Regions from separate parts of the Homo sapiens genome. Here region 2 is linked to region 1. The links are chromatin loops, found by intact Hi-C in ENCODE. Cell type or tissue: Calu3. All regions are shown on one strand. Each heading gives the region's core, and the rest is flanking DNA. Links, peaks and the distances in the headings are about the cores only.

Region 1 (8,299 bases), core at 1-8,000:
AAAACAAAAAAGAACCATTGAGAGGCAATGCCTTTCCCCAGATGTCTACTTTTTTATTTCTTCCTTAGCCCCTGGTTTCTAGCATAGGGATTTGCTCACTTAAACTTTCATTGGTCCTAGAGCTAGCAAAGTTCACATTAAAATGATTATAAGGGGCCTGGCGCAGTGGCTCATGCCTGTAATCCTAGCACTTTGGGAGGCTGAGGTGGGTGGATTGCTTGAGGTCAGGAGTTTGATACCAGCCTGGCCAACATGGCAAAACCCCGTCTGTACTAAAAATACAAAAATTAGCCGGGCATAGTGGCAGGCGCCTGTAATCCCAGCTACTCGGGAGGCTGAGGCACGAGAATTCCTTGAACCCAAGGGGTGGAGGTTGCAGTGAGCCGAGATCGTGCCACTGCACTCCAGCCTGGGTGACAGCAAAACTCTGTCTAAAATATATATATATATGTGTATGTATGTATATATGTATGACTATAGGTCAGTTCTCTATGAAATGTGCATGCTGTGCTTTCACAGATCCAGGGACTGTAAGTTATCCCTAGGTAGACACTTCTTTATCAGATAGGCAGTTGGTTGGCTAGTCTCAACTTTTGTTTTTTTCTGGTACGTAATGTGTTTGGTATAGACCTTTGGGCCTCAGAGACTCCAGAGGACATAGTTCAGGCTCTCAAGCTTAAATTGAAGTAGGGAGCATCACCTTGTGAGGGAGAAAGGTGGAAATTGCTTAGCACTTGAACAACTCTCCAAAGAAAATTCTCTTTCTTTGACTCTGAGAACCTTGAGGAAGGTGTTGGGTTGAGGTGCAAAACCAGTTTTTGGCCACTTTGAAAATCTTTGCATGTAAAAAACAGAATCACATAAGAGCCACAACACTACTTATATATGAACGTGTGTGTGTTGGGGGGAGGGGCGTTGAGGGATTAAAATGCCACTGGGGGGCCAGGCACAGTGGCTTATGCCTGTAATCCCAGCACTTTGGGAGGCTGAGGTAGGAGGATGGTTTTAGGTCAGGAGTTTGAGACTAGCCTAGGCAACATAGTGAGACCGTGTCTCTACAACAAATTAGAAAAAAAAATGCCATTGGGGAGGATCTGATCTTGCAGGTCTGTGACTAGGACCTGACATAAATTCCTAAAGTGTTCTGATATGAACTCTTGCTATTAGAGTGGAATGAAAAAAAAGCTCTAGTGGCCTTATATAAGGTCTTTTTAATCTTGTGTTAAAATATATCTCTGCACACCTACTTATAATGAATATTCTTGAAAGATTGATTCATTGAAGTGAAATATCTGGAAGGATCACCTTTTTAAGCAGCTTTTGAAATGACTAATGCCCAGGTCCCACACTGCGGAGATTCTGATTTCATTTTTTGGACTGGGGTACTAGCATTGGTTTTAAGAAATCAGAAGATGATTCTCTTGTGCAGTGGTTACAGAATGTTGCATTAATCAGTGCTCTGTTACTGCTGACAAAAACCCTACTTGAACTAATTTAAGCAAAAAGATGAATTTATATAAAGGATATGGGGTATGGGCTGGGTACGGTGGCTCACACTTATAATCCTAGTGCTTTGGGAGGTTGATGTGAGAGGATCACTTGAGCTCAGGAATTTGAGACCAATGGGGGCAACATAGTGAGACCTTCTCTCTCTTACAATTTAATTAAAAAAAGAAAGGATATGGGATATGTTGATTGAAGGATAAGTTGAATATATAAACCATGAGAAGGTCAGAAAGTGGATGAAGTTTTAAGTTAGTAGCCCTGGAGACCATCTTTCCTGTTAGCTTCATTCTCTTTACAGATGAACTTCTTTAATGATGTAGGTGGAGAACATGGCAGCTGACAGTTCCTAAGGGTTAAGTATTTCTATGTTTACCACTGTCTGGGAGTTCCCTCTCAAATGCAAACTTAAAAAAAATGAGGGGAGGTTAATTAACGAGCTAGACATGAGGAATTAGGGGTTGTATACTTGATTGCAACTGGGCAAATCAACTGGGACTTGGATCCCATAAGAATTTCACAGTCCCCGCTATGTCTATTTATGGAAGAGTCAGTCTGTCTCTCAGAGGAAGGAAGCGGTGCTGAGCTAACGATAACGAGAGATCTACTACAAATCAGGCACATGTGAACTTAATATAAATAACAAACATAAACGGATTGTACAAATTTGTATTCCCTTTATGAGAGTAGTTTTTCCCCAGCTATTCATTTATTCATGATATTCATTTGATGAATACTTACTGTGGTCTGCACTCTGCCTGATACTAGTTTAACTGTTGGATGTGTGGGAAGGGCGAAGGAAAATGTAAGAAAGATAATAAGACGAGTTAATTTTTGAAGGTGATAAGTTTGTGTCTTAACCACTCAGCCATTACAGCACCTTCAGAAGAATCTTGCTTCCAGTTATGTTCCTATTGCCTGTTCAAAGCACCTTGTCCACATTATCTTCCCTTTTCAAGGAATGTGTACATTTTTTTTTGTCTTTTAAAACTTTTTTTTTTTTTTTGAGATGGAGTCTCACTCTGTCACCAGGCTGGAGTGCAGTGGCGCAATCTTGGCTCACTGCAACCTGCAACTCCCTGGTTCAAGTGATTCTCCTGCCTCAGCCTCCCGAGTAGCTGGGACTACAGGCGTGCACCACCATGCCCAGCTAAGTTTTGTATTTTTAGTAGAGAAGAGGTTTCACCATGTTGACCAGGATGGCCTCGATCTCCTGACCTCGTGATCCACCTGCCTTGGCCTCCCAAAGTGCTGGGATTACAGGCGTGAGCCACCATGCCCGGCCTAAAACTTTTTTTTTCTTTTTAAGTAGAGATGAGGTCTCACTATGTTGCCCAGGTTGGTTTCAAACTCCTGAGCTCAAGTAATCCTCCAGCCTCCCGAAGTGCTGGGATTACAGGTGTGAGCCACCATGCCTAACCTCACATTTGTTAAGGAATTTAGAAGGCAACTTTGCTAGGCACGGTGACTCACACTTGTGATCCCATCACTGAGAAACTGAGGCAGGAGTATCACTTGAGTCCACGAGTTCGAGACCAGCCTGGGCAACATAGGGAGACCCCATCTCTACAAAAATATTTAAAAATTCGCTGGATGTGATGGCACATGACGGGTTCCAGCCATTCCAGAGGCTGAAGTAGAAGGGACACTGGAGTCCAGGAGGTCAAGGCTGCAGTGAGCCACAGTCATGCCACTGCACTCCAGCTTGAGTGACAGAGTGAGACCATGTCTCAAAAACATAAAGAAAGGCAGCTTCAACTCATGCACTGAGCCCTGAGGTTACTGGGAACGGCAGGTGCAAATATCTCATGAGGAGATAGAAAGTTGGCATAATTTGGATGAGAAAGGCTACTATGGCTGCAATATGGTGAGGGAGGAGGTTGGAGCTTCAGAAGCAGGTGGAGGACAGATGTGCATGATTTAGAGAACCAAGGGAAGGAATTGGGTTTTTATCTGAAATCTGATGAGAAATTATGTTTGCAATTGATTTCTCATCAGATTTTACTAAAATACAGAGAATCAGTAGGAAGGGTACTAGCTGTACTCTGATAGATTTCTAAGTACTGCAAATGGTGCTAAGTGCTTTGTAGCTGTTCTCTTATTTAATCCTTAGAACAATCCTGTGAAGAACCTTCTAAATCTGATGGTATTTATGGCTGTAAGTTGCTGGCAATGTTTTAATCTCTTTGTATAAATAAAGTCATTTTAGCCTTACAACTACTGAATGAAATCAGTATTCTTTTTACACTCATATTTCAGATGTGGAAGTGGAGGCTCAGAGAAGTTATGTAATTTACCCAAGGTTAACTGACTAGTGGGTGGCAAAGCCAGGATGGAAACTAGGCATTCTAGTTTTCCAAGCCTGAACACTCAACCTTCATACTTCATTGCCTCTCCATTCCCTCATGTTGTTACTAAGTCACGTAGGTAAGTAAGTAGCGAAACCAAGAGTGGAGCCAATATTTTGACCCTAAAATCCATGCTTGCAAATACTACTTGATACTGGGCTGAACAGATTTATAGATGGAAACTATGAGTTCCCTTTGAACATATTAAGGTGCTTATGTCTTAGCTTAGACTTCTATGAGTATCTTAAGGAGATTCTGTGCTTATAATTCTAATCTTCCTAAAAACTCTTAGTAGGTATTATCCCCATTTTATGAGTAATGAAAATTGAGGATTAGAGTTTAGGTTTGCTCAGGTTGGAATCTAGGTCAGGAATTGGCAAACTCTTTTGTAAAGATTCAATTAGTAAATATTTTAGGCATTGAGGACTGTACAGTTTCCATTGCAGCTACTCAACTGCTGTGGGTCGAAAGCAGCCATAGACAATGCATAAACAAGAGAGCTCGGTTCCAATACAGCTTTCTATATGGACATTGAATTTTGAATTTCAATAATTTTCATATGTGAATTATTCTGATTTTTTCCAACTATTTAGCATGTACAATTATTCTTAGATGTGAGAGTACAAAATCAGACAGCAGGCTGGATTTGGCTGGTGGGCTATGATGTAGGTAATTGGATTCTAAACTTTGGAGTGTTTTCACAAAGCTACTAATAAAAAATCACAGAAATATAAATTACAGAAGCTTCTTCATAGGATTAATCCAAGGATTAAATAGGAGAATGGCTACAAAGCACTTAAGTTTTATTTTATTTTTAATTGACAAATTATTTATTTGTGAGGTACAATGTAATGTTTTAATATATGCATACCGTACTGAGCCTTTTTTCTTTTGCATGCCACTGGCACTTAGAATTAAATTTGTGAGCGGGTTTCAAGTTGCGTTGTGATGAGGCTACCAGTAAGTGGCACTCTTACCTCAGATTTAAGAGCTGTAGCTGGTTGCAGAGTAGACTAAAATGAAGAAACTCAGAGGTACTGCTTACCCTAACTTAACTCTGGGTAGTTAGTGTCAGAATTAAATTGAATCATTAGATACGTACTTTGTCTGTTGAATTAGAGAAATGGTTGGTGTTGGAAAACACCCCAGAATCCTAGGGCTCTACTGTTTAATCAGCTGTATATCTCGGTTTCGTATATTAACTTCCTGCTGGGCGGCGTGGCTCATGCCTGTAATCCCAGCACTTTGGGAGGCCGAGGCAGGCGGATCACCTGGGGTCAGGAGTTCATAGACCAGCCTGACCAACATGGTGAAATCATGTCTCTACTAAAAATACAAAATTAGCCGGGTCCATCCTGGCTAATACGGTGAAACCCCGTCTCTACTAAAAATACAAAAAATTAGCTGGGCGTGATGGCAGGCGCCTGTAGTCCCAGCTACTCGGGAGGCTGAGGCAGGTGAATGGCGTGAACCCGGGAGGCGGAGCTTGCAGTGAGCCGAGATTGTGCCACTGCACTCCAGCCTGGGCGACAGAGCGAGACTCCGTCTAAAAAAAAAAAAAAAAAAAATTAACCGGGCATGGTGGCGCATGCCTGTAATTCCAGCTACTCGGGAGGCTGAGGCAGGAGAATTGCTTGAACCCGTGAGGCAGAGGTTGCAGCGAGCTGAGATTGCACCATTGTACTCCAGCCTGGACAACAGGAGAAAAACTACGTCTCAAAAAAGAAAAAACTTCCATAAAACTCAATTTCCTTAACAATGGTAAACATAATACACATCTCCGCATAGCGTAGGTACCATCTAACGCTGAGAATGAAAGAGAAGACCCATCCTAATTCTTTTAGTTTTTTTTTATTATACTTATTATATTAAGTTCTGGGGTATATGTGCAGAACGTGCAGGTTTGTTGCATAGGTAACACGTGCCGTGGAGACCCATCCTAATTCTTTCTGAAACTCATTTGCCTCGAAGCGACATACTCAGGGCCCGCTAAACATCTGTGCAGAAGCATCTGATCTGAAAGGGCAGCAGGAGTGCCCTGGAGGCTTAAGTGGTGCTTGATTCTGGGGCTCTGAGTCACTGCTACTTGCAGGGGAGACTGATAACGAAAAAAAAAAAAAAAAAAAGAGGAAGGCACAAATAATAGCAGAAATGAAAGGGGGGACATTATTATAGTAAAAAAGTAAAATATGGATTTTTTAATAAGTTAGAAAATTTAGACAAAATGGACACATTCTTAGAAAATTACCAATACAGATTGAGGAATAGGAAACCAGGATAATTCTCTAACAATTAAAATAAATGGATCAATAGTCAAAATCTTCTCACAAAGAAAACTTAAAAGTTCAAATAGCTATACTGGTGAATCTTAAAGTCAGCTGATTAGCAAAAGCAAATAAGCAAACAAAAACACAAAACCAAACAAACAAAAAATAGCTTTGCTGGCAAGTCTGCCAAACATTGCCAGAAAAAAATACAAAAATAAATGAATAAATAAATAAATAATGATTTCAGTCTTATACAGACTCTTTCAGAGAATAGAAAAACAGGAAGTATGTCCCAACTGTTTTTATGAGGCTAGCACAAAATACTAGCAAATTGGACCCAATAATATGTAAAAATAAAAGGTAATGTATTATGGTTAATCTGTGTTTATCTCAGGAATATAGAATAGATAATATGTCACAACAATATAAATTGAAGAAAAATCACTTGGTCATCTCAAAAGATATGCAAAAGGCAGTTATAAAATTTAGCATTGGCCAGGCGTGGTGGCTCATGCCTGTAATCCCAGCATTTTGAGAGGCTGAGGCAGGTGGATCGCTTGAGGTCAGGAGACCAAGACCAGCCTGGCCAACATGGCAAAACCGTGTCTCTACTAAAAATACAAAAAAAATTAGCTGGGCGTGGTAGCCCACACCTGTAATCAATCCCACCTACTTGAGAGGCTGAGGCAGGAGAATTGGATGAACCCAGGTAGCGGAGGTTGCAGTGAGCCAAGATCGTGCCACTGTACTCCAGCCTGGGTGACAGAGTGACACTCTGTCTCAAAAAATAAATAAATAAATAAATAAATTAGCGTCTATCCATGAAAAAGAAAAAACCTTTAGAACATTAGGAATAGAAGAAGACTTCCTTAATATAATAAATAGTAGCTCCATAAAACCTATAGCATGTATTATACTCAAGATGAAAACCTGTAAATTTCCTTTGAGAGCTGGAGTAAAACAAGGATGCCTGCTATCAAAATGTCTATTAAATACGTACTAGATTTCCTAACCAGCATGGTAAGGAAAAAAAAAAGTAGTATTGAAAAGGAAGGAACAAAACTGTCGTTATTTGCAGAAAATGGTTGTTAACATAGAAAATTCAGTGTAACCCACAGATAACTTATTAATGAGTTTACTGATTGCTGAGGAAAAAATATTCAAAAATCAATTTTATTCTGGTATACCAGCAACAAACAATAACTTAAAAATGAGATACTCAGCCAGGAGTGGTGGCTTATATCTGTAATCTCAGCACTTTGGGAGGCTGAGGCAGGAGAATCGCTTGAACCTGGAAGGTGGAGGTTGAGGTGAGCCGAGATTGCAACATTGCACTCCAGCCTGGGCAACAAGAGCGAAACTCCGTCTCAAAAAAAAAAGTTTTTTTCCTCTACTTCCTCACCAGCATTTATGTTTTCTTTTTTTCGTAATTGCTGTCTTGAGGTGAGATGATATCTCATTATAGTTTTGCTTTGCATTTCTTTTTCTTTTTTTTTTTTTTGAGATGGAGTTTCCCTCTTGTTGCCTAGGCTGGAGTGCAATGGTGTGACCTCAGCTAACTGCAACCTCTGCCTCTGGGATTATAGATGTGTGCCACCACACCTGATTAATTTTGTATTTTTAGTAGAGATGGGATTTCACCATATTGGTCAGGCTGGTCTCAAATTCCTGACCTCAAGTGATCCACCTGCACTGGCCTCCCAAAGTGCTGGGATTATAGGCATGAGCCACTGAGCCTGGACTGCATTTCTCTGATAATTAGTGTTGTTGAGCATTTTTTTCATATACTTGTTGGCCATCTTTATGTATTTTCTTTTGAGAAATGTTTGTACAGATCATTTGTTCATTGTAAAATCAGATTGTTTATTTTTTGCTATTGAGATGTTTGAGTTCCTTGTGTATTCTGGACATTTATCCTCCACTAGATGAATGAATAGCTTGCAAACACTTTCTCCCATTCTGTAGGTTGTCTTTTCATTCTTTTGATTGTTTCCTTTGATGCGCAGTTTTTGTTTGTTTGTTTGTTTTTTGAGACAGAGTCTCACTCTGTCACCCAGGCTGGAGTGCAGTGGCACGATCTTGGTTCACTGCAACCTCCGCCTCCCAGGTTCAAGTGATTCTCCCACCTCAGCCTCCTGAGTAGCTGGGATTACAGGCTCATGCCATGATGTCTGGCTAATT
Region 2 (8,339 bases), core at 256-8,255, 61 kb after region 1:
TTGAAATATATTTATTTTCTTTCTCTGTTTCAAATAAGGCTCTAAGGAACATCCTTTATACAAAAACTTACATGCATTTGTGTATTTTCAAGGTATAGAGGTCTAGATACAGAATTGCTTTGTCAAAGGTTATGATGCTGGTGGAAGTATTATGACTATAAAACAATAATATATATTTCAAACCAATATGCTAGCAAGTGTATAGCTAAATATATACCATCTGTTTCAAGGCAATCATTTTAGAAAACCACATTTTAATTCCAGCATGTTCGTTCACTAAAAATAATTTGGTTTTGCTTTTTGAAATTTGACTTAAAAACCAGTTTAAGCTAAAAAATCTAGGTCAAGTGAGTCTCATGAGGCTTGCTCTTTTGTAATCAGAGTTATTTTTATTTTTTGAGGCAAGATCTCGCTCTGTCACTCAGGCTGGAGTGCAGGGGCTTGATCATGGCTTACTGCAACCCCCACCTCTTGGGCTCAAGCAATTCTCCAGCCTCAGCCTCCTAAGTAGCTGAGACTACAGGTGCTTGCCACCACGCCTGACTAATTTTGGTATTTTTTGTAAAGACAGGGTTTACCATGTTGGCCAGGCTTGTCTTGAACTCCTAAACTGAAGTGATCCACTCGCCTTGGCTTCCCAAAGTGCTGGGATTACAGGCGTGAGCCACCGGCCCCAACCTGTAATCAGAGTTATTTTTATCTCTCATTCATCTGTTTCTGTCTTTCCTCCCTTCTCTCTTTCCTTCCTTCCTTCCATCCATCTGTCCATGCATCCATCCAAGAAATGGCTTCCTAATTGGTAGCCACCTAGTCCACTTTTGCTCTCCTGGTAGTTCATTCTCCTCACACAGTAGCCTAAGTATTTCCAGTATTTCCTTTTTCTTTTTTTCTTTTTCTTTTTTTTTTTGAGACGGAGTCTTGCTCTGTCATCACTCAGGCTGGAGTGCAGTGGCACGATCTCGGCTCACTTCAACCTCGCCTCCCAGGTTCAAGTGATTCTCCTGCCTCAGCCCCCCAAATAGCTGTGACTACAGGCACACACCTCCATGCCTGCCCAGATAATTTTTGTATTTTTAGTAGAGATGGTGTTTCACTATGTTGGCCAGGCTGGTCTCGAACTCCTGACCTCGTGATCCGCCTGCTTAGGCCTCCCAAAGTGCTGGGATTACAGGCGTGAGCCACCGCACCTGTCGTTTTTTTCTTTCTTAAATCATTAACTGGATTCAATTACTCTTATTTAAAACCTTTCCATAGCTTGCCATTGAACTGAAAGTCTGCTGACCTCACCAACCACTCCTTATTCTCTGTTTCAGCCACACTGATGTTTCTGCTTCTAGAACAGCCCATGTTCTTTCTGATTCCAGCCCCTTTTCAGGCCATTTCCTCTCTTCAGAATACTTCTCTAAGACTGTTGGTATAAAGCTTCCCCTTTCTCATCTTTTGGTTTCTAGTTTAAATTTCTTTTTTTTTTTAATTTAAATTTTTAATTTTACTTATTTATTTTTGGGACAGAGTCTTGCTCTGTCACCCAGACTGGAATGCAGTGGCGTGATCTCAGCTCACTGCAACCTCCTCCTCATGAGTTCAAGCGATTCTCTGCCTCAGCCTCCCGAGTAGCTGGGACTACAGGCGCACACCACCACGCCCGGCTAATGTTTTTTGTATTTTTAATAGAGATGGGGTTTCCCCATGTTGCCCAGGCTGGTCTCAAACTCCTTGCCTCAAGTGATCTGCCCGTCTCGGCCTCCCAAAGTGCTGGGATTATAGGCGTGAGCCACAGCGCCCAGCCTAAATTTCATCTAAGAGCTTTTCCCCAACCACCAAATCTAAGTAACTATCTTCCCATCTCTAATTCAGTTGGTTTCCTACATAGTTTGTTCCAATCTGAAATTCTCTTGCTTACATTTTTCTGTGTGTGTGATCTATCCACCCCAACCCTCAACTGGAAAGTAAACTCTATCATTCATGGCCTCTATCCCAGGGGCCTAGTACAATGCTTGGCTTACAGTGGGTGTGAAATAAGTATTTGTAGACTGAATGAATGAATGAACATATGCCTGCTGTATTGCAAACACAAGCTGTGACACAGGCACCACAAAAAGGTTTACGTTTTTCCTTCAAGGAAGTCAGAATATGGCAGGGCAACCTGATCCCCAAGAATATAGTTACAATAAAAGGCAATAAGCATATAGCAGACCCACACACTAGAATCTGAATGATACAGAAAAGGGCTTTTTGATGATGTCTTTAAATAAAAATTTAAAGACATTTAAATTTTATTTAAATAAAAAAATAAAAATTTAAAGACATCACCAAAAAGCCCTTTTCTGTATCATTCAGAATAAAAATTTCTGGAAATACAAATCCTTAGCTTTACCACTTGCCTAACTTAACTCTGTAAAACTCCAAATGAGTCTCATAGAATAAGGTTGCCTGGCACATAGCAAGTGCTCAGTAAATATAAATGGGTGAATGCATAAAGTGACAGAGGTGACGCAGATTCTAACAGCAGTCCCTCAAATAAATATATATAGTTGACTCTTGAACAATATGAGGGCTAGTGGCACTGATCCCCTGTGCAGTTGAAAATATGCATATAACTTTTATCTCTCTCTCTCTTTTTTTTTTTTCTCTTTTTGAGACGGTCTCACTCTGTTGCTCAGGCTGGAGTGTGGTGGCATGATCACTGCTTACTGCAGGCTTGACCTTCTGTAAGCAATTTTCCCATCTCACCCTCTTTAGTAGCTGGAACTATATGTGTGTGCCACTATGCCTGGCTAATTTTTGCATTTTTTGTAGAGATAGGGTTTTGCCATGTTGCTGAGGCTGGTCTTAAACACCTAGGCTCAAGTGATCCTCCTGCCTTGGCTTCCCAAAGTGCTGGGACTACAGGCATGAACCATCGTGCCCGGGCTGCATATAATTTTTGACTCTCCAAAAAATTTGCTAACAGCCTACTGTTGACAGGAAGCCTTACTGATAATGTGAACAGTCTATTAAAACACATTTTTGTATATTATATATATATGCTATATTCTTAAAGTAAGCTGGAGAAAAGAAAATGTTACTAAGAAATCCTATGGAAGACAAAATATATTTACTGCTCATTATAAGGATCATCCTCGTCGTCTTTCCATTGAGTAAGCTCAATGTGAAGGAGGAGGAGGAAGAGGAGGGGTTGGTCTTGCTGTCCCAGGGGGAGTAGAGGTGAAAGAAGTGGAGATGGAGGTGAGGCAGGAAAAGCAGGCACACTTCGTATAACTTTTACTGAAAAAAATCTGCGAATAAGTGGACCCTTGCAGTTCAAAGCCATGTTGTTCAAGGGTGAACTATAGTGACCGGATGTATTTTCTTTGTAGAAGAACATGTGCTTTGTGGTATAGCGCTTTTATGTTTATTAAAGCATTATTTCATAATCTTCCATCTTTCTAGATGCTTGGTGATGTCCGAGTCTAGCTTTTGGCAACTTCAGCTGCTATCTTTTCTCTCTGTCTTTCTGGGTTAAAGAAAAGGATGATTGTAATTAGGCTGTGAAAAATGAAGTACATTATGTGAATGTAAAAGAACTTCCACTTATGGCTGGGTGAGGTAGCTCACACCTGTAATCCCAGCACTTTAGGAAGCCAAGACAGGAGGACTGCTTGAGCCCAGGAGTTTCAGAACAGCCTGGGCAACATAGTGGGACCTTGTCTCCACAAAATATAAAAAATATTAGCAGGGTGTGGTGGCTGGTGGCATGTGCCTGTCGTTCCACCTACTCAGGAGGTTGAGGTGGGAGAATTGATTGAGCCCAGGAGGTCGAGGCTACAGTGAGTCATGTTTGTGTCACTGCACTCCACCCTGGGTGACAGACAAACACCCTGTCTCAAAAGAAAAAAAAAAAAGAACATTACTTTTGCAAGAATGTACAGTTTTGGGATTGGGTTTTGCTTTTTGTCGTTGTTGTTAAAACACTTTGCATGCATTATGTTATATAAACAGTATATTGGTACATTCTTGTAAAATACTGAAATGATACATAAATGGCTGGGCACAGTGGCTCACACCTGTAACCCCAGCACTTTGAGAAGCCAAGGTGGGCAGATCACCTGAGGTCGGGAGTTCGAGACCAGCCTGACCACATGGAGAAACCCCGTCTCTACTAAAAATACAAAATTAGCCAGGTGTGGCGGTGCATGCCTGTAATCCCAGCTACTCGGGAGGCTGAGGCTGGAGAATCGCTTGAACCTGGGAGGCAGAGGTTGCGGTGAGGTGAGATAGTGCTATTGCACTCCAGTCTAGGCAACAGGAGCGAAACTCCCTCTCAAAACAAACAAACAAACAAACAAGTGATACATAAATATATAGCCTCAAACTGAAAGTTCCTCTTGTCTCAGCTGGCTTCGCTACCAGATAGGATACTCTGACCTGACTAGTTTCGTAGATTCTTTCCTGTAACTTTTCCGTATAGGTACATATACATATATACATACATATGTGTCATTTTGTTGTAGCATTTTTGCAAAAATGGATTCCTATAAACTAGGTGGTGGTGGTTGTGTGTGTGTGTTTGTGTGTGTTTTAAATTGTGTTTTCCTCTCACCTCAGCCTCTCAAGTATCTGGGACTATAGGCACACGCCACCACACTCAGCTATTTTTGTTTTTCGTAGATGCAAGGTCTCACTGCATTGCCCCGGTTGGTCTCAAACTCCTGGACTCAGTGATCTTCCCACCTCAGCCTCCTAAAGTGCTGAGATAACAGGCATGAGCCACCGTGTTGTTGTTTTTTTGATCTAGTATTTCTTTTTTGTTTGTTTTTGTATTTTTTTGAGACAGCGTCTCCCTCTGTCACCCAGGCTGGAGTGCAGTGTTGCAATCACGGCTCACTGCAGCCTCGAACTCTGGGCTCAAGTGATCCTCCTGCCTCAGCCTCTCTAGTAGCTGGGACTACAGACACCTGCCACCATGCCTGGCCTAATTTAATATTTCCTGGAAATACTTCTTTTCTTTTTATTTTTAAACAGAGTCTCATTCTGTCACCCAGGCTGTAGTGCAGTGGTGCCGTCTTGGCTCATTGCAACCTCTGCCTCCTGGGTTCAAACAATTCTTGTGGCTCAGCGTTCAGAGTAACTGGAATTACAGGCATGTGCTACAACTGCCAGTTAATTTTTTTCTTTTTTTAGTAGTGTCTAAATACTAAATACTGGCCGGGCCCAGTGGCTCACACTTGTAATCCCAGCACTTTGGGAGGCTGAGGTGGGTGGAACACCTGAGGTTAGGAATTAGAGACCAGCCTGGCCAACATGGTGAAACCCCATCTCTACTAAAAATATAAAAATTAGCCAGGTGTGGTGGCAAAAGCCTGTAGTTCTAGCTACTAGGGAGGCTGAGGCAGGAGAATCACTTGAACCTGGGAGGTGGAGGTTGCAGTGAGCTGAAATTGTGTCACTGCACTCCAGCCTAGGCAACAGAGCGAGACTTTGTCTCAAAAATAAATAAAATACAATAAAATACTAAATACTAAGTTCACCATGTCGGCTAGGCTGGACTAGAACTCTTGGCTTCAAGTGATCCTCCCACCTCAGCCTCTAAAGTTCTGGGATTATAGGTGTGAACCACCACACCCAGCCATCCCAGCCATATTTCTTGAAAATATTTCCATGTCATAGTTCCCAATAAAAAGTTGGCATTTTATCAACATATATCATTATTAAGCAGAGTCAACATTTTTTAAAGCCACAATGCCCACCACTAGCACAACGTTTTGATAAAGGTTTTGATAGAACTCAGCATACGTTTTACATAGTCGTTACTTACTGTCATGAGCAGTTCAATTTGGTGTCCAGGTCCTGTGGTGGTCTTGGTTTGGGAGTGTACAGAGTTCTTTAAAAACTTCTCTAATCCCATCTGGTAAAAGCCCCATGCCACACCTACGGTGAACTCATTTTCGACAAAGGTGCCAAGAACGTACACCTTGTTCTTGGGGGTGAGAATGCTTAATGGGTTAAAAAAAAAAATAGAAAGAATGAATAAGAAGGCTGGGCATGGTGGCTCACACACATAATCCCAGAACTTTAGCAGGCCAAGGCGGGACGAGTGCTTGAGCTACTCAGGAGGCTGAGGCAGAAGGATCGCTTGAGCCCAGGAAGTCAAGGCTGCAGTGAACCATGAATGTGCTACTGCACTCCAGCCTGGGCAACAGAACAAGACCGTGTCTAAGAAAAAAAAGAAAGAAAGAAAGAAAGAAAAATCTAAGTGTTCCATTCTTAGCATGGGGTGCTCAATAAATATTTATTGAAGTAATGTTTGTTGCGTAACAAGAACAGTGGAATAGGAAAAGTTAACCTGGCTTTTATTTCTGCCTCTGCCCCCAGTGGCTTCTGTGGGTCCCACACTCTATTCCACTGTTTGGACCTTGGTTTATTCACTATAAATTGAGAAACTTGGCCCCAGGTAGTTTAAAGTCCTTTCCTGCACCAGCGTTCACAAAGTCTGTATAGTTTTTCAAGCCTGGAGTCTGACCTAACATCCAGATCTTGGCTGAATCTTTAAAAATAGCCCAGCAGAGCGTGGTGGCTCCCGCCTGTAATCACGGCACTTTAGGAGGTCAGGGAGGGGTGGATCACTGGAGGTCAGGAGTTAGAGACCAGCCTGGCCAACATGGTGAAACCCCGACTCTACTAAAAATACAAAAATTAGCCAGGCATGGTAGCGAGTGCTTTAGTTCCAGCTACTCAGGAGGCTGAGGCAGGAGAATCGCTTAAACGCGGGAGGTGGAGGTTGCAGTGAGCCGAGATTGGGCCACTGCACTCCAACCTGGGCGACGGACGGAGCAAGACTCCATCTCAAAACAAAAACAAAAACAAAAACAAAACAAAACAAATGCCCAGTAGAGAACAAGTACTGTAACAATCTCCCTGTAATCTGTTTAAATTTGTAAGTGGATCAAATCCAGTAAAAAGATCAGCCAACTGGAGAAATGTAATGTTCAAACGTGCTTCCCCGTATTCTTATGTAAAGGTGTGGCAAAGAGATAAAGAATGGAATTCTGGGAGAAAGTAGTCTTAATCTATAAAGATCTTTGGAGGAGGGCTACAAACAGACCAGGAGGAGGGAGGAGAAGCTGGAAAACCGCCTTCTAACTAACCGGTAAGTGCGGTCCTCTGGAAACTTATGACAAAGAGAAAATCAGGATATAGTTGCTTGGACTTTCGTAGTTTTATATGAGATATAAGGACAATAATGATTGAGCCAAGAAATTTAGGGGAAATTTACATAAAACAGAGTTTTTTGGATTTCCTGAGAAATTGGCTTTTATTTCAATGGAATCATGGACTGCCATAGTGGCCTTATTTAAACTTTGCCTGGGCAAGTTTAGTGTGAGAAATAGGAGGAAAAACTAAAACTGCAGAAAATTGTGTGGTACATTTGTGTTAAGCCGTATTTATTCAGGCTGGCTTGAAACTGTGACTTTAGGCGCAATACATACTTTTGGTGAGCTTCTCCTTATCTGTAAGATGGGTATTGTGTAATAATATGGAAATGTGTTGAGGGCATAGCTCTGTTAGTAGTTTTATAATTTTTAAAGTAAAAATATTAGGGGGCGTGGTGGCTCATGCCTATAATCCCAGTGCTCTGGGAGTCTGAAGCAGGGGGATTGCTTGAGCCCAGGAATCTGAGACCAGCCTAGGCGACATAGTGAGATCCGCCTGAAAAATAATAGAAAAATTTGCTGAGTGTGGTGGCACATGCTTGCAGTCTCAGTTACTGGGGAGGCTGAGGCAGGAGGATGGATTGAGCCTGGGAGGTGGAGGATGAAGTGAGCCAGAAAACTCTGTCTCAAAAAAAAAAATGTAAAAAAAAAGCCCATATAAAGATAATGTGCAGTAAAGCAGAAGCCTAGTACTGGCTGCTGACTTTTATGACAGAGTCTTGCTTTGTTACACAGGCTGGAGTGCAGTGGCTCAATCATAGCTCACTGTAACCTTGAACTCCTGGGCCCAAGCGATCCTCCCACCCCAGCCTCCTGAGTAGCTGGGACTACAGGAGTGCATCACCATGCCCGGCTAATTAAAAAAATTTTTTTTGTAGAGATACGGTTTCGCTATGTTGCCCAGGCTGGTCTCAAACTTCTGGGCTCAAGCAATCCACTTGCATCGGCCTCCCAAAGGGCTGGGCCTACAGGTGTAAGCCACAGCACCCAGCCTTGCTGCTGACTTTTTGTTTTGCTTTTTGAGACAGAATCTTGCTCTGTCACCCAGGCTGGGGTGCAGTGGCTCCATCTCAGCTCACTGCAACCTCCACCTCCCAAGTTCAAGCAATTCTCCTGCCTCAGCCTCCTGAGTAGTTGGGACTAGAA

The links. Hi-C counts contacts between places; a loop is a spot of excess contacts. Peaks named below come from ENCODE experiments on the same cell type or tissue, not always from the same donor. Only the 100,000 strongest peaks of a DNase experiment are listed, where the experiment ranks them.
Region 2: a loop joins it to region 1, with 2.6 times the contacts of the local background. A loop is called at or near these places in 3 of 110 quality-filtered maps.

What each region holds. Positions count from the first base shown.
Region 1 is chr5:157,128,715-157,137,013 of GRCh38, reverse strand. No RefSeq gene overlaps it. Among named protein-coding and RNA genes, the nearest start is that of MED7, 10 kb to the left of the region's middle. In Calu3, for the core only: CTCF peaks have their summits at 4,432 and 4,797; DNase peaks (open chromatin) are centred at 4,823, 5,083 and 5,883.
Region 2 is chr5:157,068,149-157,076,487 of GRCh38, reverse strand. It overlaps a transcript of HAVCR1 not described here. Among named protein-coding and RNA genes, the nearest start is that of HAVCR1, 13 kb to the right of the region's middle. RefSeq lists an enhancer at 3,124-4,323. In Calu3, for the core only: no CTCF peak of the experiment used is centred there; a DNase peak (open chromatin) is centred at 3,777.